3 separate regions of the Mus musculus genome follow, and regions 2 and 3 are each linked to region 1. The links are chromatin loops, found by intact Hi-C in ENCODE. Cell type or tissue: heart. All regions are shown on one strand.

Region 1 (8,000 bases):
CATGGCAGATGGTTTGCTGGTGAGTAACTGCTACGAAGACTTTATGTTGAAACACCAAGTGATTAACATTGAGTAAAAACTGCTTACCCAACTTTTTTCTTTTTGTCAACAGGTAAAATGATAACAGCAGCGTATGTACCTCTTCCAACTTACCACAACCTCTTTCCTGATTCTATGACAGCAACACAACTACTGGTTCCAAGTAGACGATGAAGGAAGATACAGTCCCTTATGTATATAGCTTTTTTTTCTCTTGAGAATTCATCTTGAGTTATCTTTTATTTAGATAAAATAAAGAGGCAAGGGTCTACTGTCATTTGTATACAACTCCTGTTACCTTGAAAAATAAAAATGTTAACAGGAATGCAGTGTGCTCATTATCCCTAACTAGCAAATCCTACTTTATGCAAAGCTGTTCTCTTGTTCTGCTGTTTTAAATGTCCATGTAGAAAATGACATTAAGGATCTATAGAATAGCTCTAGGGGAACAAATGTGCTTTCTGTATAAAGGCAGACAGGTCACGTTTTAATGTTTCAGAAACCTAACTTTTTACACAGCAGTTACAATTCACATTCATGTATTTGGCTCATGGTTCAGCAAAGGTTTCCAGAATCCACATTTAGTGTGTGAAAAGTCTAAGTGGCTGTATGGCTGCTTGGCATTTGATCTTGATTATTTGGCAAGAATGGGATTTCAAAATAATATTTCTCGATGGTAATTTTTTCAATTAATGTCTCTGTAAAAGTTTCTTTGTAAATACTGTATGTTTTAGTGTGTCTTGAGATTCCAAACAAAATGATCCCTGCATTTCCTCAAGGTGGCTGACGTAACAGATTGAGTAAGCAGTCTTGGGCAAGAGATGGGAAATGCAGAAAAAGGTTTTGTCTGGTTGCATATAATCTTTGCTCTTTTTAAGCTCTGTGAGCTCTGAAATATATTTTTGGGTTACTTCAGTGTGTTTGACAAGACAGCTTGATATTTCTATCAAACAAATGACTTTCATATTGCAACAATCTTTGTAAGAACCACTCAAATAAAATTCTCTGAAAAAGGCCACAAGAAAATTTTCGTTTTTCAAATGTTTTCATGTTACAAACTTAAGCAAAGGCTATCACAATATCCTTTGGGTTTCTTTCCTTCTTTTTTTCAAGTTAGTGTTTCAGCATTACATGCCTCAGATCTACCAAAGACTGAATATGTTACTCTCCTAACCTCTGGGCTGCTCGGAAAGGGGAGCTGTGTGTGTCAGCATACATGCCTAGACTAAGCTTATTTCATTCTTAGTGATAGACATCACTGTTGGTTGTCTAATACCACTACTACCAAGTATGTCCTCTCCACTGAAGAAAACAAGTTGCCCCTTGAAAATGCTCTCATCCTTCTCTACGTGTTTATCATTGTCTTTAGCTCTATAGTTTACAAAGTCACAAAAAAATACATAAGCACTACCATTCCTAACTCGACAAAAATAGCACCTCAAACTACTTCCTGGTCCCCAGTTACTCCTTAAAATGCTGAAGTCTTCACTACCTCATTCTTCTCTTTTCTTTTGACACCGAGGTTTCCTAAAGTCTTGACTGTTAAAAGCTGGTCACAAACCAGGAGGATGTCCTCAAACTCAGCTCCTTCTTGTTTCTAATATCCCTATGTTTAAAAAACAATTTCAATGTTTTCTTTATGAACAATGTCTATAAACATTGTTCCTGGATATATGTATACCACATACATGCTTGGTACTTGTGGAGGTCCTCTGGAAGTGAGCTTATAGTTTGTACAACAGGTGCTACGAAGTGAAGCCAAGTACTGCCCCGTCTTTCAATCAATTGGCACAATATGCATTGTAATGAATTATTTAGCCTTTTAGCAGATAGCAACTGTAGGAGGCTGTGGATTGGAACAAGGGAACTTAATTATGAATTCAAAAAAAATAAAGTATGACCTACTTGGGTGTCTAAAGCTTGCCAACCAATATATCTTACATCCTAGATGTATCAAGAGAAAAATAACAAAATTGTTTCTTGAATAAGATGTTCAGTAAAGCGTTTTGAATTGTCAGTTGTTATTACCTAATGACATTCTGAAGATCAACCAGAAAAACTCACCAAGGCTAATCAGGTTTGTATTCTTGGCCATCACAGGGGTAAGGTAACAAAAATTCCTGTAAGGAATTTTGTTAGCAACCTAGATAATTAAAATGTTCAATGCTGAGGCTGGTGATGTTTTTCTGAACTAGACAATCTCATACAATGTGCTGTTAACAGGATACCTGTTAGTAAGCAACTAAAGTTTATTTAATTGGTATGCTGGACAGGTTTAACGACGAGTCTCCATCTTCAGAGTGTTTGGATAAAGTGTGTGTATCAACAAGCCTGGGTAGAGATTTGGTTATTTGTCTCCAGAAGACAGATCATAGTTAGAATGAAACAATTTTGGGTCACCATTGAGATGGGTACTGGGACTACCAAACCTTTGGGTCTAGGATAAATACTAGGTAAAAATAGACTGATATAACGAGAAGAAAACAACTTTATTATTGTACAAGGGTCGAAATGGATGGGGAAGTTTAGGTATTGCAGGGCATCCTAGCCCTAATTAGCATCGTATGCCCATTCCAATGGCCATGAAAGTGCCAAACGTGCCGCCACTCTGCATCATGGTTTTCCCAATGCCGCCCATTAGCTCCCGACCCCGCATTCCGATCCTGAGGAGGAAACCAAGAAAGCAATTTGGGAATACAATTACAGGAATAGAGATTTGAACTAAGTACCCCCCTTTAAAATCTGTTGAATATATTAAGCACTAACAGCTTGACAATCTCATTTGTCATTCTTAAAATGCTACTCTTCCCCACATAGGATTAGCAATGACAAGGAAAATATCTATCTAGGGTCTCTAGGACCTGTGCTGAATGCTGCATTAGTTTGTAGATGCAGAGATAATGAAGTACATGGGCAAGAAAGCAGTCGTGTTTGTGCCTCTATGGTATTTTATCATTGAGTAGCCAGTTTTCTTCTAGATAATTCCTTAGTGTTTTGTTTTGTTTAACCTAGATTGAGTCAAGCGCTGCAATTTATAAACTGCATAAAGTGTAAAATGGACATTACAGACTCGGTAACTACACTTTTTAATTTATTATTTATTATTATTATTATTTATTTTGAGACGGTTTCTCTGTGTAACAGCCCTGGCTGTCTGGAACTCACATTTATATACCAGGCTAGTATCGAACTCAGGAATCTGCCACTCCGTCCAGAGTGCTGGTGGATTTAAGGTGCTCACAGCTAATGCTCGGTGGTTAACTACAGTACTTAGCACTACAATTAAACTAGTGCTGGGTAAATAGTAATTTATAAGCACAGTATCCAAATGTGATAGCAGTTTATCTCAGAGGTAGAATATTTCACTACACCTAATTCTCATCAGGCTTGCTTCATTACATGCAGTTGGGAGTTAAAACGCCATGCAACAATAATAACCCTTCGCTAAGTAATTACGACGTGCCAGATAATGTAAATCATACTAATATGATTGGCTCTTACAAAAGTGGAGGTAAGTGTCCAGTACTCCACTAAACTCAATAACACTGAACTAACAAAGGAGTCAGAAAGCCATTTTGACTTTAGAACTCAGATCCGTAAATCCTGTGCTTTCAACCTCGTCTGAGTGGGCTCTGGAGCCCTCGGAAGGCAGGAAGTTCTGTCCGCGAGGCTCACCTGAGACAGGAGAAGGTGCCGAACAGCGCCCCGGCCGCCATACCCACTGCGCAACCCATGACGAAGCCCATCTTCACGCGGTCGAAGCAGCTGGGCTGGGACTGCCCGTAGGGACCCACGGCCACCGGCATCTGCGGCGAGAGTGCTAGGACAGTGAGGGCCTGGTCACCAGCCGTGGCGTCGGCCAGGGGACGCACAGCAGGGTCACATAGCACCCGGGTCAGAAGCCAGCCCGCGGCACGCCTCCACCACCCTCGCGATGGAGGACCCCGCACGCGCGACGCAGGCCACTGTCGGGCCCCACCTCACCTCGTTCTCCGCTGCGATCGCTCAGCTCGACGTCTCACTCCGAATGCTAGGCGGAGGGCGCTCGCGGTCCGTGGGATCGCTTCCGGAGCACAGCGCAGTTACTTCCGGGAGCATGGGCTGAGGACTTGCAAGCGCCGCGGATGGTGGGCTCTGTGGCTGGGAACATGCTGCTGCGAGCCGCTTGGAGGCGGGCGTCGTTGGCGGCTACCTCCTTGGCCCTGGGAAGGTCCTCGGTGCCCACCCGGGGACTGCGCCTGCGCGGTACGTTCCCTTTCCTTTTCGTTCCCACGGTTTCTGGAGGAGCGAACCCCCTTGGGTCGGTGCTGCTAAGCACTGCATTATTGCGGATCCTACCCGCCTTGTTCCATCGCCCAGTCTCTTAAACCTTCCCGTCGCCCGGTCTCCTATTTGTTTTCGGGAGGGCCCTTACATACTGCTCCGCACTTCCCTTGAGCGGAATTCTCATCCTTCAGTTCTCTCCTGACCAAGTCTTAAAGATGCTAGATGAGCTTCCTCCTGCCGTGAACCTTTGAAGGAACCTGCGCTTTTCACTTTTCTTCTAAATGGCTTTGCTTTTTACAGCTCGTCCCACTCGGTGCTATGTAGTTTAAACATTGCCCCCGACTGCTGCTGCCCGCGCCCTTTCCAAGAACCCTGTGTCTATTACTTAACTCGATGTCTTTCAGCGCGTGTTGTTGTTTGTTTACTTTGACACTGGACCTCCGCCTTCCTTAAATTCACCTCAAAGAAGCTTTGACCATCTGTTGTTTTGTGTGCCCTTCGTCCACGGTTTCTCACTTTGCCACTGCTATCTGTTGTTAGTTGTAGATCATGGCCCCCATTCGCCTGTTCACTCAGAGGCAGAGGCAGTGCTGCGACCTCTCTACATGGACGTACAGGCCACCACTCCTCTGGTAAGGACTAACAGAGGTTCTTTGTAGGGAGGAAAGGTTAGAAGGACAAATTTCACCGACAGGCTAAAATTCATCCGACTTGAGAACTATTAAATGTGCTAGGAAAAGGAGCTGCCAGGAATCAGGAGGCTAAGATGTTAGTTTAGTAGAAAAGGCTTTACTGTTTTTTAGCTACTGACCCTGTCAGATCCTTCCAGTACAGGCATTATAACTAATAGTAATTGCTCGGGTGTTGGAGCTGGACAGTGTGGCATGGGTAGTTTGAGTGAGCTTAAGACCAGCCTAAGCCACATAGGGAGTTTCAAACCTATGTTGTTATTTTGTTTTGTTTTTAATTTTATATATACACAAGGACACTGTAGCTATGCTCAGACACTCCAGAAGAGGGCATCAGATTCCATTACAGATGGTTGTGAGCCACCATGTGGTTGCTGGGAATTGAACTCGGGACCTCTGGGAGAGCAGTCAGTGCTCTTTAACTGCTGAGCCATCTCTCCAGCCCCCTCAAACTTTTGTTTGTTTGTTTGTTTGTTTGTTAAATGTGCCAGGCATTGGTGGCACATGCCTTTAATCCCAGCATGGGGGGCGGGGGCAGAGGCTGGCAGATTTCCGAGTTCAAGGCCAGCCTGGTCTACAAAGTGAGTTCCAGGACAGCCAGGGCTATACAGAGAAACCCTGTCTCAAAAAACCCAAAAAGAAAAAAGAAAAGAAAAGTGTGTATCAGCACACCTGGCAGGCTTATAAATATGAGGTCAGATTCAACTACATAAGACCTTATCTTTCAATAAGTAAATGAAAAAATTAAAGAAAGACTTGTGGGAATTGCAGAACATTGCAGTTTGAAGTGGGCAACCTGGCAGGCTTATAAATATGAGGTCAGATTCAACTACATAAGACCTTATCTTTCAATAAGTAAATGAAAAAATTAAAGAAAGACTTGTGGGAATTGCAGAACATTGCAGTTTGAAGTGGGCATATATCAGGTTGCTATTTGATTAGTGTCTGAGAAGTGGAAGAAAGCAGAGAGTATCTGAAAGGTTGGAAATGCACTGAGCAAGGTTGGCAGGTAATGGTGGCTCGAGCAGGTTCTGAATTGACTTTGGGCTCTGTTTTCTTCTGTTCAGGATCCCAGAGTGCTTGATGCCATGCTCCCATACCTTGTCAACTACTATGGGAACCCTCATTCTCGGACTCATGCATATGGCTGGGAGAGCGAGGCAGCCATGGAACGTGCTCGCCAGGTTAGCACGAAGGACTGTGAGGAGTTCCAGTCAGTGGTCTATGTGACCTATTTCTTTCTTACAGATGGAAATAGCTGTTTTTCTAGAAGAGACTCAGGTAGTAGCTCTGGAATTTGACACTAAGTGTTTAATTAGTTCCCAGCTTCCCTAGGTGACCTCTGACAAATCCGCTCATTTCTCTAAGCCTTGAACTCCTCATCTACCAAGTGGAAAGTGAAATAGTTCATGCTGTATAAGATTATTGGGGAAATTAAATGAGGCAGTGCTCGTAAGGTTAACACTTGTGCATAACTCAAAACACATGTGGAAAGAGTTCAATAAATACATTTTTAAAAATGCATTTCGCGGGTCAATGGGACATGTCCATGGGTACCTTAACACAATGACTTGAATTTGATCCCTTAAATCTCCGTGGTATGTGTAGTTTTGTCTACACCACTTTATGTTCTTGGCTGGTTACACCTGTGTACACGGCCCAGAACCTATCTCACATCCAGGAATAGGAAACCACACACACCACGAGCTGGAGAGTTGGCTCAGCCGTTAAGAGCACTGACTTCTCTTCCAGAGGTCCTGAGTTCAGTTCTCAGCAACAACATGGTGGCTCACAACTGTCTGTAATGGGGTCCAATGCCCAATTCTGGTGTGTCTGAAGAGAGCAACAGTGTACTCACATATTTAAAATAAATAAATAAATCTTTTTAAAAAAGAGCCAGGTGATGGTAGCGCATGCCTTTAATCCCAGCACCTGGGAGGCAGAGGCAGGCGGATTTCTGAGTTTGAGGCCAGCCTGGTCTACAGAGTGAGTTCCAGGACAGCCAAGGCCACACAGAGAAACCCTGTCTTAGTAAATAAATAAATAAATAAATAAATAAATAAATAAATAAATAAATAAATAAGAGAAAACATACACACATCAGTTATTCTTTTTTTTTTAAGATTTATTTATTTATTATATGTAAGTACATTGTAGCTGTCTTCAGACACTACAGAAGAGGGAGTCAGATCTCTCGTTACAGATGGTTGTGAGCCACCATGTGGTTGCTGGGATTTGAACTCTGGACCTTCGGAAGAGCAGTCGGGTGCTCTTGCCCACTGAGCCATCTCACCAGCCCCAGTTATTCTTAAAATGCCTTGGAAAGCTCAGTGAGTGTGTACTCCTAAATCCTCCCCTGCTACCCTAGGCCCAGTCGGTAAAGTGGCCGCATATCCATTAGTTACCTTTAGCTTCTCTCCACTACTGTGCTACTGTGCACCCTTCTCCTCTCTCCCCACAACTCTCAGTGTCCCGCTCTCTGCTCAACCATTGGTTACTGGCAACTTTATTGATAGATCAAAAAGCAACTGGAGGCAAGGACCTTCGGGGTCAGCGAGCGCAGATTCCTGATGAAATGAAAGCCTCAGAAGTGTCCTCTGCATAAACCTGCTGTGGCAGGAACGGCCTCCACCCCAAAGTATATAAATAAGTGCAGAGAACATTGTTTAAAAACAAAACCTGCCATTAAAAATAATTATGCATATGGATGTTTAGTGTGAGTGCGGATGCGCATGCACACAGGCACCATGTACATGTGTGATGCTGGTAGAGGCCAGAAGAGGCTGTCAGATCCCTTGGAACTAGAAATTAAAGATGGCTGTGAGCTACCATGTGGGTGCTGGGAACTGAAACTGGGTCCTCCGCAAGAGCAGCAAGTGCTCTTAACTTACTCAGCCGTCTCTCCAGCCCCCCGCTTTTCGCTTTTATCTAAGATGGCTTGGAACTTCCTGTGTATCCCAGACTGGCCTCAAACTCTTGGCCTCAAACTTAACCTCCTTAGTGCAG
Region 2 (8,000 bases), 140 kb after region 1:
GCCTGGTCTACAGAGTGAGTTCTAGGACAGCCAGGGCTACACAGAAAAACCCTGTCTCGAAAATACAAACAAACAAACAAACAAACAAACAAAAAAACAATAAATAAAATCTTTAAAAAAAGATTACTTATGGGTTGTGTACTGATTATATATTACTGATTCCCCCAACTCAGGATGAGGTTTCCCATGGTAAAATGTCATATTTTAGAATGCACTTAATACATCTAAGACACAGAACATTATAGCTTAACTGATACTGCCTTAAACATTCTCAGAATACTTACCCAGCCAACAGCTGGGCAAACCATCTGACATGAAGACTAGTTCCTAACAAAGCACCGAGTACCTCCAATGACTGAGTCCTCTACGCAAAGTGAAGACCTGAATGGTTGTACAGGCGTGCTTTCAAACCATCTCCAAGTCAGAGTGTTGTAAGCTGAGACCCATCTGTATTGCATCCAGCCCTGCATCATGCTCACAAACTGCAAGACAATGCTAGATCCGAACCCAGGCAACTCTACTCGAGAATTTAAGCTCTTAATCTTAGGATACTCGCACTGCAACGGGGGACAGTACTCTAGCCAATGAGGTGGACAAGCAAACTTCCTTTACCTAAGGAAGACCCATGTTCAAGCTTGAGAAACGATAACCGAGCAAAGTGTCTTGCTCTTAACCACTGGGCCCTCTCTCCAGCCCCTAAGGTATTCTACTCAATGTTCCAATACCAGAAGCATGGATTCAACTGACTCTTGATTTTTAATAGTTGTAGAACCCTAAGCAAGCCAGCTGACTTCTGTCTACGGTGTCACTGAGCCTGCAACGGCCCATGTGTGGAAGGCAGGCATGTCCAGCTGTAGGATCGGAGACCTGTCCCCCTCCCCTGGTTACCGTGCCGTTCAGCCTCTGAGCTCACGGGGACGCCATCCTTGTCTAGTCGTTTCTTGAACAGGTTGTGTTCCACATCCAGCTGCTGCTCCCCGGCCACGTCCATGGCATCGATGCTCAAGTCTGGAAACAGAGAGGCAAGCTAAGGCGCTACGACACCAGGGACCCGGAGAGCTGAGCTTTGATGGGAAAGATGTATCTTGAGGAAGAAATGGACTCGGGGAATGAGGATGGCCTGGCATTCACTCTGGGATCTAAGGCCAGAGGTGTAAATCTGGAAGCCCACCCTACGTCCAGGAGTCCAACTCCCCACTCACAATCGGGTACTCACAGGCACAAGGCATGTGCGGGAAAAGAACATCGATGTTGATCTTCAGTTTATCCCCCCGAGACTTGTCCACGTAGAGCTCAGGATGCACCTAGAGCATGTCTACCTCAGTCAGATTCGCCCCTATGCCTCTCCTCGCCTCTCCTCCCCTCTCCCACCTTTAAGGGTCCTGCCCTTAGAATGCCAGGCCCCGCCCACGCTCTAGGCCACGCCCCTCACCTCCGTAGTGAGATAATACTGCAACTCCGATAGGAAAAGCAGGAGCATGAGAAGGCCACTGACGATGGTCACTGCAGGGCGAGAGCGAGATTTGGAACGGCCTATATCCCACCCCTCAGCCCCTTAGCAGGCCACGGAGGGTCCGGGAGCCCGGGCCGAACGCGAGGACAGCTCCCTCCTTGCAACCCTGCCCGCGCCGAGACCTACCCGTGGCACCCCCGCAGGTCTTGACCCGGAAGTCCTCCAGAGTCTTAGGGTAGGCATCGAACTGCTTCAGCTTCCCCAGCGCCTCCATGGGGACCGGCCGGAAAGGGGACACCAGCCGGCCCGCCCCTCCAGCCTCCCGCTTCCGGCCTGGACCCGGGGTCACGCCCCTCGCTGTCTTGCGCAGGCGTAGCGGTGCGTAAGTGGGGCTCCACCCCCTCACCTGCCTCCTCAAAGGCAGTCTAGCTTGTGGACATTGTCACGCCTCCTCGCGCGGATTGGGCAGTGCTCCGAGAGGGGCGGGCTGGGAGCACAGAGGGCGGTGCTTGGGTGCGGAGTGACAGCACCTGTGGTAAGTGCCTCTCCTTGGACCTTTGGATCTCTTAGGACAGCGCTTCCAACTTGACCCCGCCAGAGCCACCGCAGCGTTAATTAGAATTGGTTCCAAACCGGGGTGGGCGCACTCTTTAATCCCAGCACTCAGAAGACAGAGTCAAGCGGATGTCTGTGAGTTCGAGTTCAGCCTGGGTTACAAAGAGAGTTCCAAGACAGCCAGGGATGTTACGCAAAGAAACCCTGGCTTGAAAAATTACAAAAGAAAAAAGAAAGAAAGAAATCGGTTCCAAGGAAATCATTGGTTCCCTCATTAGAAAGTCAAAAGTGGCTCCAAGGTGTTTCCAATGCGGTTAAGGCATGAGAATCTCTGCAGGGGGAAGTGGGTATTAACTGGCTTGCAAGGTGAAGGCATTTGCTGCCAATTCTGAGTTCTATACCCAGGACCCACATGGTGGAAAAAAACTGATTCTTGCAAAATGTCCTCTGACCTCCATATGAATGCCGTGGCGTGCCCTTGACTACACTCACAAAAAAGTAAATATAATCTATAAGTTATTTTTAAAAGAGAGTGGGTGTTAACTTTGCTTTTTTTTTCAAGCTTAAACTGATCAATAGTGGAACCCAGTTCTGGACTTCAGAGTACCCTGGGTTCTTAAACAGCGTCCAAGTGCTAATCCCAGTGTGGGTCAATAAATAAAATAAAGACGTTCGCTGATTCCACCCCTCCAGGACAAGGCTATGGAGTGGAGATTAAACAAACCCTTATTTGCTTTCTGTTGTAACCCATTAGCTCTAGACAGCTTAATACCGCTATAAAGACTAAAACAAAGTGCTCAATAGTTTTGTTTTAAGAAAGTGTCTTTCTGCTGCTCTGGCTGACCAGGAACACCTGGACTCCTGCCTCAGCCTCTTAGCGTCTCATGGGAGGTTTCTGTTTTGAAGATTTATTAACTATTTTTATGTGTGTCTACATGTGTTTATGTGTACCAGATGATAGTACGGGGCATTGGATCCCTGAAATCTGGACTTATGGGCAGTTCTGAGTCACCCAATGTGTGCTGGGAACTGAACCAGGGTCCCCTGAAAGAGCAGCCAGCAACCATGCTGTGCTCAGTCTCCATGCTTGAGCTTAAAGGTCTTGACGTAGAACTCTTGCTTCAGATAATAAATCCCACTTTAGGAATCTATTTTATGCTGTTGAATTCAATTTCCTGTCAACCTAAAGAGGTTTTGTTGTTGTTGTTTTGTTTGTTTGTTTGTTTTTGTTTTTTTCTCTGTAGACCAGGCTGGCTTCGAACTCAGAAATTCGCCTGCCTCTGCCTCCCAAGTGCTGGGATTAAAGGCGTGCGCCACCACGCCCGGCTCACCCAAAGAGAGTTTTTAAGATTTTATTTTGTATTTTATTTTAGATAGGGTCTCACTATGCCTGGGCTGGCCTTGAATTCTGCTTGCCTCTGCCTTGCAGAAGCTGAGATTAAAGGCATGTGCTGCCACATCTAGACCTTAAATGTTTTTGTTAGGATATGTTGATTATCCATGATAATGGGTTTATGAAATCTTCATACATATTCATAATGTATTTCTATCACACACACAAGCCCAGTTAGTTACCCTCCATAGGCCCCCTTCTCCCAGCAACCACATGGTGGCTCACAGCCATCTGTAATGGGATCTGATGCCCTCTTCTGGCATGCACCATATATATATATATATATATATATATATATATATACATATATATACACAGAACACTCATACAAAAATAAAAATATTCCAAACAAAAATTGTACCAGGTGGTTATAACTTATGCATGAGTTCATGAGATTGCTCAGAGGCAAAACACTGGAGTCAAATATGGTCATATATAGGGATCAGTTCTGTAAGGGTAAATTGTCAGGTCTCCAGAAAAAAATGGAATAAAAACTATTTGTTCTTAAGACCTTAGAACTATTAATCCTTAGAACCTGCATTTTAAAAAGATGGGTGCATGCCGGGCGTGGTGGCACACGCCTTTATTCCCAGTATTTGGGAGGCAGAGGCAGAGGCAAAGGCAAGTGGATTTCTGAGTTTGAGGCCAGCCTGGTCTACAGAGTGAGTTCCAGGACAGCCAGGGCTACACAGAGAAACCCTGTCTCAAAGAAAGAAAGAAAAAAAAAAAAAAGATGTGTGCAAGGGCTTGAGAGATGACTCAAAAGTTAAGCGTATGGCTGTCCTTTCAGAGGATCATTCCCCAGAACCCATCAGGTGGCCCCCAACCATCAGAAACTCCAGTTCTGCAAAATCTGAGCCCTCTTCTGGCCTTTATGGGTACTGCATGCACACGGTGCACATGTATACATACAGGCAGACCATACTTACCAGCTTGTGTGGGAGCTCTGTATAGGGAGCCTGGTAGCTGATGCACACCATAGCACCAGAATGACACCCCCAGCTCTCAGCAACTTCATGGGGACGGCTGTAAACAAGCTGCAGACCTTCCGGGTCAAGACAAACCTCTTCAAGCTGCAGGATCAAACTCAGGTCATCAGCTGGGGTGGCAAGGGCTTTCGCCAGCAAATCATCTCACTGACCCTTCTAACTGCTTTTAAGTTAATTATCATTTCTGGGAACTGGGAGTAGCCCTGGCTGGCCTAGAACTCCATATGTAGACCAGGCTGGTCTCAAACTCACAGGGATCTACCTGCTGCTGCCTCCTAAGTGCTGAGGGTAAAGGCTACACCACCATATCAGGCTGGAAATTGGTTTTTAACAAATAGAGATGGACTTATCATTCTTATCTCAAGATGAAGTACACTGTTTTGTTTTGTTTTGACCAAGACAGGATTTCTCTGTATAGCCCTGGTTGTCCTGGAACTTGTTCTGTAGACCAGGCTGGCCTTGAACTTATGGGATCTCCCTGCCTCTGCCTTCCAAGTGCTGTAATTAAAGGCATGTGCCACCACTGCCCATCTGTTTTTGTTTTTATATGAATTTATGTATATATATATATCAGATCTGGGTCTTGTTTAATTACTCATGTAAAAAATAACCATTCTAATGGAAAAGAAGTTTAGCCTAGTGGTTTTGCAGGGAGAGTTGTTAAGGATCTTGCTTTTGTTTTTATCTGGCTATTTTGAGTAAATGAAAACATTCTTGAGGGCTATTGAGGTAACTTGGTGACTAAGCTGGACAATTCCTAGAACCCACATGGTGGTTCTATGACTACCACATACATGAACCATGGCCTGAATGCCCACACACACATGCACAGATACACTAAGTAAATCTGACACAATTTAGAAAGCTCTTTCCAGTTGCTTCCTTTATCATAGTCTGTTATATAAATATATATTAGGGGCTGTAGAGAGCTGTCATAACATAAATCTAGAAAAAAATAAATAAGAGAAAGGGTCATGACAATATCCAATACTCTGTGTTGATTTAAAAGAATTTAGGGGAGAGAGTAAGAATTCTGGAGGATCACAGTGAAACCATGGCAGCGGGGGATGGTGGGGTCGCTGGCAGGCAGAACCATCTTGGAATGCTTGGCTTCTGGGGGAAACTACACAGGTTCAGGTCAGCAATCTCAGATACCTAATTGAAGAGAGATGAGGACACTGTGGCCCTGGGCTCTCACTTTCAGTACTAAAGAGCCTGATGACTGTCCCCTGTAGGGTACAGGACAGTGGTCACAGTGTGGACTCTGATATAATGAGTGGCGCTGACAGCCAGTCTTTCTGCAGGGAGCACTCAGGACACTCTGTGCTAGCATCTTCACTAGGCCCAGTCAGAATCCTCCCTGGGGGTGAGAAAATGGACAGGAGGGGTACATTGGAGCTGAAGGGAAGGCTGGGGAGCTGTGGAGGCCAGCATGAGGGGATGCTCATGCTGTCTCGTGCTGTCCGTGGCCTCAGCCCCCATGTCCTTTCAGGTGAAGAAGCCAGTCTGTTCCCTGCCACATGAGCCACTGCCTGGGCAGACATGGAGCACTGCTGGGTCTTCTGGGGGCTTGTCTTGTGGATGATTGCTCCCTGCCTGTACCTGACACATGAATTGGCACCCCAGCAGGGATGGACATACATGGTACCACAGCAATGTAACTGGTTCTGCTTCAAATTTGGAAAGCGTGGCTGCCCTTCAAAAAGCCCCAACTGTTCCACCTGCCACCACACAGCTGGGGAAGCATGTTATGAGAAGTTCATGGGATACTGGAGGACAAAAGCTCTCTGGTGGCTGGTCAGTTGTTAGCACCCAGACCTGTGCTATTGGCTTCACTCCCCAGGCCCAGTCCCCCATCCTCTGGTCCAAACCCTTTCTCTTGGCTACTGCTTACCTTTCCCCTCCCCAACCTCGGCCCATGGTCTCTCCTCCTGCTCCCCAGAACTGATGGTTGGTGCCAGAATCCCCACCTTGTCTTTGTGCTGTTACCAGGGCATGAACTCAGTGAGCGAGCATGGGACAGTGTGGAAGAAGCCATCTGGAGTGACTCCCAATTCCCTCCTGCACCATTTTGATTTCCACTGTGTGTCCTGTGCCATGCTGGGGAATTCTGGCTTCAGCAATATCAACCAATTATTCTACATGGCTTTCAGGTGGGTACTGGGAAGGTAGTAGGGTCCAGGTTGGTCTTGTCCCAGATTCAGTCAGTTTCTGCCTTTGTTCCAAGGACGAATCAGGCCTCCAACCACAGCTCCGAGGCAGAGATGAGGAGCCAAACAGCAGGACCCTTCATCTGTCCCAGGAATGCCAGTCACCAGGGTTTCTGGGGGCAGTACTGGTTATTGCAGCTTGCTGATCTGGTGCCCCAAGTGACACGGTAATGGAGATGTGTTAGACATTCTCAGAGTGGGGGGACAGGGAGTTTTCCCTGGGGAGGTGGGAGGAATGCTGGGAAGTCTGGGCTGCTTTTGGAACGGGGATAGCAGAAGGGTAGGATGTAGCTGAAAAGTTTCCTGGTATCATGGTGGATCTGTCAGGATTCACCAACAGAAGAATCAGATTTAATACGGCTTAAAAGATTGGGTTTTAGTTGTTGTGCCCAGAGATTGAGTTACCATTTCTGAGCTAAGTTTGTGTGGTGTTTTTCTTCTCGAGACAATTCAACTGGGTTCCAGAGAGTACGGTGGCAAAGTGTGGGGGCACCACAAAAGCTGTGGGGGCTTCGAAGCATGGGGCTGGCATGGTAATGACTCGCCAGTGGGAACCTAGAGAGCTAGGTGGAGTTCTGAGTCAGAGTCTCCAAGGGATAAAAACAAAACTGCCATTGCCTGCCAGTGCATGGATGGCCGGCCAGGCTGCTGGGACAGAGGCACAAACGCGGGATCGTGCCAGTTCATTTTTAATATTTCTCACAACAGGTGAAGGACCCTGAGGGATTTTCTTGGGTCACAGGAACTTTCTAGAATTTCACCATCTCCAATTCTTCCATAGATTTTGGAAGATGGTCTGATTCCCTAGATGCGCAAGATAGTAAAGATGAGGTAAGAAGGTTGTGGCTCTGATCTGCTCTGAGCAAGGACTCAGGCAACTAGCTGGATAACCAGGGTGAGTGGCCAGAGTCTGGTCTGCATGGTCAGCACAAACCCATTCATATCCTCAGCACAGAGGCCAGAGTTGTGTGTCTATACTCATTCCTCCTTGCCTTCCTCTGTTCTATTCTGCCCTTCATGTTTACAAAGCTTATTTTATTTTATGTGCATGAGTATTTTGCCTGCATGTATGCATGTGCATCATGTTCATGTCTGCTGCCCTCAGGGGTCAGAAGAGGGGCTGGATTCCTTGAATATGGAGTTACAGATGGCTCTGAGCCATCATGTGGGTATAGAACCAAACGCATGTTCTCTGCAAGAGCAACACAAGCTCCTAACCAATGAGCATCTCTCTAGCCCTTATGCAGTTCTCCAGCACTTTAGCTCTCTAGCCACCTTTTGTCTCAACTTGCAGCCCCCAGCCCCCTTATTTTGAGACAAAAGTTTCTCTGTGTAGGCCTGGCTATCCTGGAACTCACTCTGTAGATCAGGCTGGCTTTGAATTCGCAGAGATCCTCTTT
Region 3 (8,000 bases), 180 kb after region 1:
AGCTTTGTGCCCAGCACTGCACACATGGCTTGCTTTCTGCTTTCCCGTTTTTGATCTTTTGGGGCAGCATAGGACCATGAGTGCCAAGCTTGTCTAAAATTCTCTATGTAGTCCTCAATGACCTTGAACTAGAAATCCTCCTGCTCCTAAGCAGGAGTACTAGGTCTTAGTTCTCTTGCTGAGTACTAGGCCTATAGGCTTGAGCCGTGACACCTGCCTGACAAGTGCTTCTTTTTGTTTGTTTGTTTTTGTTTTTGTTTTTGTTTTTCGAGACAGGGTTTCTCTGTGTAGCCCTGGCTGTCCTGAAACTCACTTTTTAGACTAGGATGGCCTCGAACTCAGAAATATGCCTGCCTCTGCCTCCTGAGTGCTAGGATTAAAGGCGTGCGCCACCATGCCCGGCGACAAGTGCTTCTTAAATGAATGCTACCCATGAGTCTCTCTTTCCTTAGTATTTGTTCAGTCATTCATTCCCTCATTTACTTATTTACTTTTGAGGCAAGATCGCACTACATAGCCTTCCCTGGCCTGGAACTTGCTTTGTAGACCAGGCTGAAGTTGAATTTACAGAGATCTACCTGCCCATAACTCCAAAGAATTAGGATTAAAAGCAATGACTACTGCACCTGGCTAAAAGAAAAATTTAAGACTTAATAATTTTATTAAGAATCACGTCTAGGGGCCCAAATCACTGTATTATCTTTCACTTAATTTTATTAGAGATATTTAACATTATGAGATAAACTTCAAAGTACTATAGAGACACAAACTTACTAAGATATGATCTTCGTTCTTAATGTCTTCAAAAGCAAAAAGAAAACAAAATAGTCCAACTTATGTAGACCGCTCATAGGCAGAGAGCCCGAGCCATGATAAAGACTCTGCCCTGATAATCAGTGGGACTCTGTTCATGTCTTCCCTCTTAACATTTAAAGAAATCCTATTTCATTATAATCCAAAAATTAAGAGCCAAGGTAGGGGTATAGCTCAATGGTAGAATGTCTGATCAGTATATGCAAAGGCCTGAGTTAAATCCCCAGCACAGCAAAAACAAATAAGCCTAATGTGCCACCCCAAAGAGGACAGATAAGAAGAAACCAAGTTATTAAAGACATACAATGTGCTATAAGGAGCAGGTCAGAAAAACTCATAGGACTATAAGCTACTGAAGTCAGAGATGTCACCAAGAGGTGACATGGAAACTCAACTTTAAAGGGCCAAGCATAGGGGGAAGGAGGGAGGCATTCCAGGCTAAGGCTGGCATACAGGAAGACAGGACTGTGGAAGAGTATGGCCACAAGGAGACTGCTGACATCACAAACCAGCAGGACAGAGACTGGTTGCAAGGTAGCCAGAGGACGTGACAGACCCCAGCTGAGACACTGGACTCAGATGGCTCATTTCCTGTCCCTCTCAGGGTGAAGGTGTTTTTGACATCTTTTCGCCCACCACAATCCCCTAAGGAAGCGAGCTTCCCCTCAGTGGATCTCCCTGGGCCCACGCGTCACCTCACCGGTCCTGCAGCTCTGCCTTCTCTAGATCCCCGTGACTCTTGAGCTGCATTAACTCCTGGCTCTTCTCATGGGCTTCCTTCTCCAGCGCCTGGGTCTTAGCGACGAGCAGCAGCAGCCGGGCTGGCTCACTCTCCTCTGTTCTCCCAGATCCACTGGACTCCCGAGACTGTGCTCTCAGGGTCAGGCGCAGACAGCAGGTCAGCAGGGACCCTGAAAGCCTTGCGTGTTCAGCCTTTAGCTCTGTCAGGTCTCTGAGCACAGGAAGGAAGATCGAAGACTCCAAGGAACCAAGGAAGAGAGCTTGGCCACAAAACCCAAGGTGTCTAAGGGGCAGGTCTGAGAACATCATCTCTCCAGTAACGGCAGATCTCCCTCCCAGCCACTAACCCCCATTCCTCTTCTACAGAGCCTGCTGCCTTAAGTTAGGAATCAGCAGAGGCAAACCTCTCTCCTTATCACCACACTGACCTGTCAGTAGCTGACTTCATTTTCAGGAAGTGACGTCGGAAGGTTACCACCTCTCGCCATAGATTGAGAAGACGACCGTGTTCACCTCTCAAATAGCCCTTGAAGAACTGTGTGTTCAGAAACCCAAGTCATACCCAAGGGCAGGGACCTTGCACCAACACAAGAGTCTTGGATTCCTCATGGCTGCTGGGAGAGGGGTGAAGGGAGGAAGGATTTCAAGGCGATAGCTTATGGATAGAAGTCTATTCAGGTTATACTGAAGAGTTTAATAAAGTTGGTCATGAGATTCAAGAGGTCAGGGGGCCCTGGATGAAAAGTGGCCTTCCACTTGGCTACATCAGAAAAGGGTATGCAGTGGCTGCTTACAAATGGAGCTATTACCACAGACAGAACTGGGTGGCCTAATACATGCAAGTCACCCAGACCCAGAACCCAGCAAAGGTTCAGGGAACATTTGCTTTCTATAGCTCTGATATGAACATTTCCCAGGGCCCATTAGCCATTTTTTCTCCTCCATTCAATCCAGCAGCTACCTGCTTGGGGTCTAGCTATGCAGACCTCCAGACAAAGACAGATTAAATGTTCAGATCCATTTGAAACCTAAGCTAGTCACTTATGCAAGAGTTGAGCCTTATGCTACCTGCCAACAAAGCCTAGACTAGGCAGAACTAGGAAGAGAACTGAAACAGGGGACAGCTGTCAGCTTGGGCAGAGCTAGTCAGAGGCGGGAGCAATGACAGCTCAGTTTCCACCCAGGTCCAAGTTAACCCCTTCTGGTGCTACCTGGAACAGTGTGCATACTCCACTCTTGTTCTCCTACCTCCTGCTCCATCCGCCACTGGCTCTCCTTCCTCACTAACTCATCTCGGGCCCGACTCCAGTCCACTGTCAGTTTTTCCACGTCCTCCTGCAAGGCTTTATTCACCACATCGGCTTTCTCCATGTGCAGCCGAAGCTCGGTGTTCACCTCCACTAGACTCTCACACCTGCACCAGGCAAAAGCAAGTGCAAAATGAAGGTCTGGTCCTCCTCTTGGGAGAAAGACAGGGAGCGGAATTTTCCATTGCCAGGAATTGGAGGACTGAAGTCTTGTTTGCACTTGGGACACAAGATTCCCATGAGGCCCCCTCCCTCCCAGCTCCCCCTTTCCCTTCTGCTTTCTGCCTGCCTTAGGTTACACACAGGAACCACCATGCCCAGCCAGTTTCCCACCCACATGTTCACTCTTGGAACAGAAGTTTCCCATCAACCTTTCCACCCACTGGATAACCACTCAGATCAGGAAAGTTAGGCCCATCACCTCTGCTGCTCCTCCTCCAATCGGATCAGCAACTGTTCCAGGTTGGGCTCTTCTACACTCTCCCAGCGCTGAGGGATCAGCCCCTTGGGAGTCAGAGACAGGCCTTATAATGCTGCAGATGAGCTTCCCCTAGGACAATCCCCTCATGCTTCCTTTCACAGTAGCCACTTGCTTTTTTTTTTTTTTTTTTTGTTCTCTCTTGGAAGCAGTTTGGCCGTTGGGCATCTAACCAGTGGAATGGAAGCTGCATCTTTCACTAGGGGCCTTAACGTCTGTTATACTAATTGGGAAGTCACTCATCGTCTCCAAGCTACAAAATGACGGTGACTGTCATTCCTTTCCAGGAGTTTGCAGCAAAGTGAACAGTGTAAGACGCCTAGGGGTGCCCTGGCCTGCAGGGAAGGGGCTCAATATTCTGGTTTTTTCTTTCTCCCTCAAACTTGTCTGAGGGGAATGAGAAGATGCTTAGGGGAGCTGGAACAAAGAACTTGACAAAGGGTCTTTCAAAGCCAGTCCTACCAGGCAACAAATAAACACATTGCTCTGCTGCAGGCTTGCCTGTAGACCTGTGTTTTCCTGACATACAAACACTGACACCTGCTGGATGAACATGAATTTTCTCTCTAATTCCATCCACATACTGCATCCACGGAAAGCCATGGGTTGGAATCTCTCAGGCCAAGGATCTCTAGAAGATCAGATTGACAGAGCTCTTAGGAGCTGAACACAAAAGGACTCTTACCAAACATCCTATATAGCCCCAGTTATTTGGCAGTATATAAAGCTCAAAAAGTATATTTTGGGGGCACAGGGGAAGTCCAGAACTGAATCTCACTCACCCCAGTGGCTTCTAGTCGCTTCTCCAGGTCTTGACACCAGCTCCGGTACTGTAAAACCTGAGGCAAAGAGAGCAGGCCTGAACTCAGCCACAGCTCACACAAACAGCAAAGAGAGCAGGCTCAGCCACAGCTCATAGAAACTGCATAGCCCACAGGCTCCAAGAATCTTGGACAAACTTGCTGTGAAGGTGGGAAGCGGGTGGTGATGGTGAAGTGAGGCCACAGCGACTTAAGAGTTTCTGTCTGCGGGAGTGGGTGGGTGGGTGGGTGGAGGAACACCCTCATAGAAGCAGGGGGAGGAGGAATAGGGTAGGGGGTTTCAGGGAGCGGGGGAAACCGGGTAAGGAGATAACACTTGAAATGTAAATAAATGAAGGAAGGAAGGAAAGAAGGAAGGAAGGAAGGAAGGAAGGAAGGAAGGAAGGAAGGAAGGAAGGAAGGAATAGAGGAAAAAAAGAGTTTCTTTCTGGGTGTTTAAATAATACTTTCTGGGAGACAGCTCAGCAGGGAAGCACTTGCTGTGGAAGCATGAAGATCTGAATTCAGGTCCCCAGAACCCAGGTAAAGCCAGAAGGGGTGGTGTGTGTTACTGTCCAGCACTCCTACAGCAGGGTGGGAGACAGAGACAGGAGGAGCTGTGACTGTCAAGGAGAGGCTATGGTTGAGAGTTGGAATGTCTGGGCCATCCTCACCAGGATGTTTGGTACTACACGGGCTTTCCCTCCTCCAGCCCTATCCCACCCTAGCGCCCAACTCTTGGGGAGGCTTCTTTTCCCCTTCCCCACAGGGCTGTCTACCTCACCTTGGCCTGCAGCTTCCTCACGAGGGTTGCTTGTCTCTTCTGGGCCTCTTGGGAGTTCTTCAGTTTCCGCCAGGAGGCAGCCTGATTCTCGGCCATCTGCTGCTGCAGCGCCAGCACCTGCCCCTCCAGCACCAGCTGCAAGGACTGGGGCTTCATGTTCAACCCGGGGCTCCCTGTCTCCATGGGCGCACCACAGAACAAATCCGCAGCTCCTGTGTAGCTAGAGGCTGGTTGCAGGAGGGTGTCTAACCATTGTCCTACGTGTCTTAGACCTCCTCTTGAGCTAGAGACCAAAATATAAAATAAAAGTGAAAAGGTTAGATTTCTCAGATTTACTCAACAGACATTTAAGTGGAGTGAATCTGGGCTGAATGAAGTAAATAGGTTAATTAGGTTTTCTTTATTACAGGACTCCTCAGAACTTTCTTTTTCAATATTTATTTATTTTTATATATACGAGTGTTTTGCCAGTATCTATGTACATACATCATGTATATACTTGGTGTGTAAGAGGCCAAAATGAACATAGTCTTTCTTTTTTTATCCGCTGAGCCATCTCGCCAGCTCTTCTTTTTTTGAGATGGGGTTTCATACAGCCCTGACTGTCATGGAACTTGCAATGTGGCTAAGGATGAATTTGAACTCCCGATTCTCCTACCTCTACCTCCCTAGTGTTGTGATTACAAGCATGTGCCACCATCCCAGAAAAACGTTAATAATTCAAAAATAGATGCCAACATTCGTGACTGAAAGAATACATATGCAAACATGCATTTCAGGCTCTTCTGAGGAAGGAACCAGGCCACCTACTAACCCATAAGGTGATGACCAGAAATCTCCTACCTCTCCAGCATCTAAAGACCAAGACCTCGTCTACATATTTATTCTCTAGGTAACAGGTAACAATCTCCACTAGTCAAATTGTTGAGTTCTGGGTTTAAGTTCAAGACCCTGATTAGACACATAAGATGAAGAGATCGAGGGAGACACCCAGTCAACCTCTCCCTCCACAGTGAACATGAATACACCCTTGCACACACATGCCATAGAAATAAAACAACAACAACAACAACAAGAAAAGAACAAAACCCCTCCAAACCACAACCACCACCACCACCAAAAGATTAAACTGAGCCTAAGTTGCTCATGGTGACACAGGCCTGAAGTTTGGCCACTCAGGAGATCAACTCAGAGGATCAAGAGTTGAAAGTCATTTTCAGTTACATAGTAGTAACATGAAATTCTGTCTTTAAAAAAAAAAAGAAAGAAAATTGAATTTTTTTCTTTTTGAGTGTAGGATGGAATAAAGTAGAAATGACTAAGGCTAGACAGTGGTCTTAGAAGTTAAGAGAACTTGCTGCTCTTGCAGAGGACCAGTGTTTGGTTCTCAGCCCCTAGATGGTAGCTCAAAACCACCTGTAACTCCAGTTCCAAGGGCTCTGACACCCTTTTCTGATGGCTGAGGGCAGAAATGTGTAACAAACACACATGCAGGCAAAACATCCATACACATAAAATAAATAAATCTTTAAAACTGTTTAAGTAGAAATGCCTTCTGGGGCTGGAGAGATGGCTTAGCAGTTAAGGGCACCAACTGCTCTTCCAGAGGTCCTGAGTTCAAATCCCAGCAACCACATGGTGGCTCACAGCCATCTGTAATGGGATCCAATGTCTTCTTCTGGTGTGTCTGAAGACAGCTACAGTGTACTCATATTCATAAAATAAATAAAATCTTTAAAAAAAAGAAAGAAAGAAATGCCCTTTGAAACAAGGTCACAGAAGGTGCTATGGCTTGTTGCTTGTTCGATTTTTCTGATCAACCTCTCTGGAGAAATACCTGCTCTGTCTTGAGGACACACAAGTACCTGAGGAGGCCCAGGAGAAAGCATCAGGGCCTTCTGCCAACAGCCCTGTTGGGAACAGCTCTTCTAGCCCCTGGTGGAAAGGTTCAGATCAGGGTCAGCCTTGTCTGAGCCTGCTAAGCCAGCAACACCGCTGATCCGCCCCACACTTCTCCCCCATGGTGAATGCGTGAAATAATAAACAACTGCTGTTTAATACTAAACTTGGAATAACTCATGTTCAGCAACACAACTCAATTGCTGCCAAAGCTCCTCCCAGGCGCTACTGATACCTCCTAAATTCTGTTATTTTGTTTTGTTTTGTTTTGTTCTCATTAGAACAGTTAGAGCATCCTTGTAAAATACAAACCAGGACTGCTGAGGTGCTTCAGGAGTAGAAGTGCTAGCTGCCATCCTGACAACCCGAGGTCAACCCACAGAACCCAGAGTTCAAGGAGAGAATGCCCCGTGGAAGTCATCCTCTAACCTCTGCCTGAGAACTGCACCCTATGCTGGTACTCACATATGCACTCAAAATCAAAACAAACAAAACCAAACATAAACAGCCAGGCAGAGCAGGACAAGCCTAAAATCAGGCATTTGTGAGGCTGAGGCAGAAGGACTGCTACAAATTAGATTCTCCCCAGGGCTACATAGTAGACCTGAAGACAGCCTGGGCTACATATAGAGACCCAGTCTCAAAAAATGAAACACACACATACCCTAGGTACCAACCAACTAGAGTTAAAGAGAATCTTTATACTTGCCCAGAGTATCTAGCTGACCCATCTCATCCAAATGAATTACTCCTGTTTCTTTCTCATCTCCCAGTTGCTCACACACCTCCACCTGCACAGCTAGCCACCCTCCTGTGTGCTGAGCCCTGCAAGAACCACACTCATGTTATCCACATGATTCACTCCCTAACCAGGCTCCTGACCAAATGTCACCTTCTTAGTAAGTTGGACAATGTGAAGTACCACCATACTTACCCACCTGTGCCACATGTGTATACCCACATGTGTGTTCTCCTTACCAAGTCTATATTTCTCTAATTATTATGTACAACAACTAACCAAAATGTAAGTCCCTCTGGTACAAAGACTGGTTTGTGATTGTTGGCTTGTTTGTTTCAGACAGTGTCTTGTTCTGGTGGCTCAGGCTGACCTAGAATTTGTGATCCTCCAGTTTCTGCCTTCCAACTACTGAGACTATACACACACACACACACACACA

Evidence for each region. A loop is a pair of places that touch in the nucleus more often than their neighbours do. Peaks named below come from ENCODE experiments on the same cell type or tissue, not always from the same donor. Only the 100,000 strongest peaks of a DNase experiment are listed, where the experiment ranks them.
Region 2: it touches region 1 in a loop (1.8-fold over the local background); 5 of 42 quality-filtered maps call a loop at or near these places.
Region 3: a loop joins it to region 1, with 4 times the contacts of the local background. A loop is called at or near these places in 23 of 42 quality-filtered maps.

The regions. Positions count from the first base shown.
Region 1 is chr2:156,140,304-156,148,303 of GRCm38, reverse strand. Nfs1 (nitrogen fixation gene 1 (S. cerevisiae)) reads left to right here and starts at 4,118. Exons shown (of 13, transcript NM_010911.2): 1 at 4,118-4,284; 2 at 4,846-4,937; 3 at 6,062-6,178. The coding sequence starts at 4,164. It overlaps Romo1 (reactive oxygen species modulator 1), which reads right to left and starts at 4,151. Exons shown (of 3, transcript NM_001164216.1): 1 at 4,024-4,151; 2 at 3,715-3,845; 3 at 2,510-2,702. The coding sequence starts at 3,845. The coding sequence ends at 2,594. It overlaps Rbm39 (RNA binding motif protein 39), which reads left to right. Exons shown (of 17, transcript NM_001291114.1): 16 at 1-19; 17 at 113-1,065. The coding sequence ends at 213. In heart, CTCF peaks have their summits at 4,082 and 5,281 (motif pointing right); a DNase peak (open chromatin) is centred at 4,133; H3K4me3 peaks cover 2,600 bases; H3K27ac peaks cover 1,969 bases.
Region 2 is chr2:156,001,868-156,009,867 of GRCm38, reverse strand. It overlaps 6430550D23Rik (RIKEN cDNA 6430550D23 gene), which reads left to right and starts at 5,441. Exons shown (of 6, transcript NM_001145351.1): 1 at 5,441-5,527; 2 at 5,883-6,187; 3 at 6,383-6,543; 4 at 6,618-6,767; 5 at 7,382-7,431. The coding sequence starts at 5,933. The coding sequence ends at 7,400. It overlaps Ergic3 (ERGIC and golgi 3), which reads right to left and starts at 1,840. Exons shown (of 13, transcript NM_025516.5): 1 at 1,640-1,840; 2 at 1,433-1,503; 3 at 1,217-1,304; 4 at 889-1,008. The coding sequence starts at 1,727. In heart, a CTCF peak has its summit at 4,276 (motif pointing left); DNase peaks (open chromatin) are centred at 877 and 1,867; H3K4me3 peaks cover 1,854 bases; H3K27ac peaks cover 1,522 bases.
Region 3 is chr2:155,959,078-155,967,077 of GRCm38, reverse strand. Cep250 (centrosomal protein 250) reads right to left here. Exons shown (of 33, transcript NM_001130000.1): 2 at 4,924-5,206; 3 at 4,122-4,178; 4 at 3,283-3,365; 5 at 2,803-2,968; 6 at 1,983-2,089; 7 at 1,514-1,765. The coding sequence starts at 5,106. Among named protein-coding and RNA genes, the nearest start is that of Cep250, 6.5 kb to the right of the region's middle. In heart, a CTCF peak has its summit at 3,882 (motif pointing left); no DNase peak of the experiment used is centred here.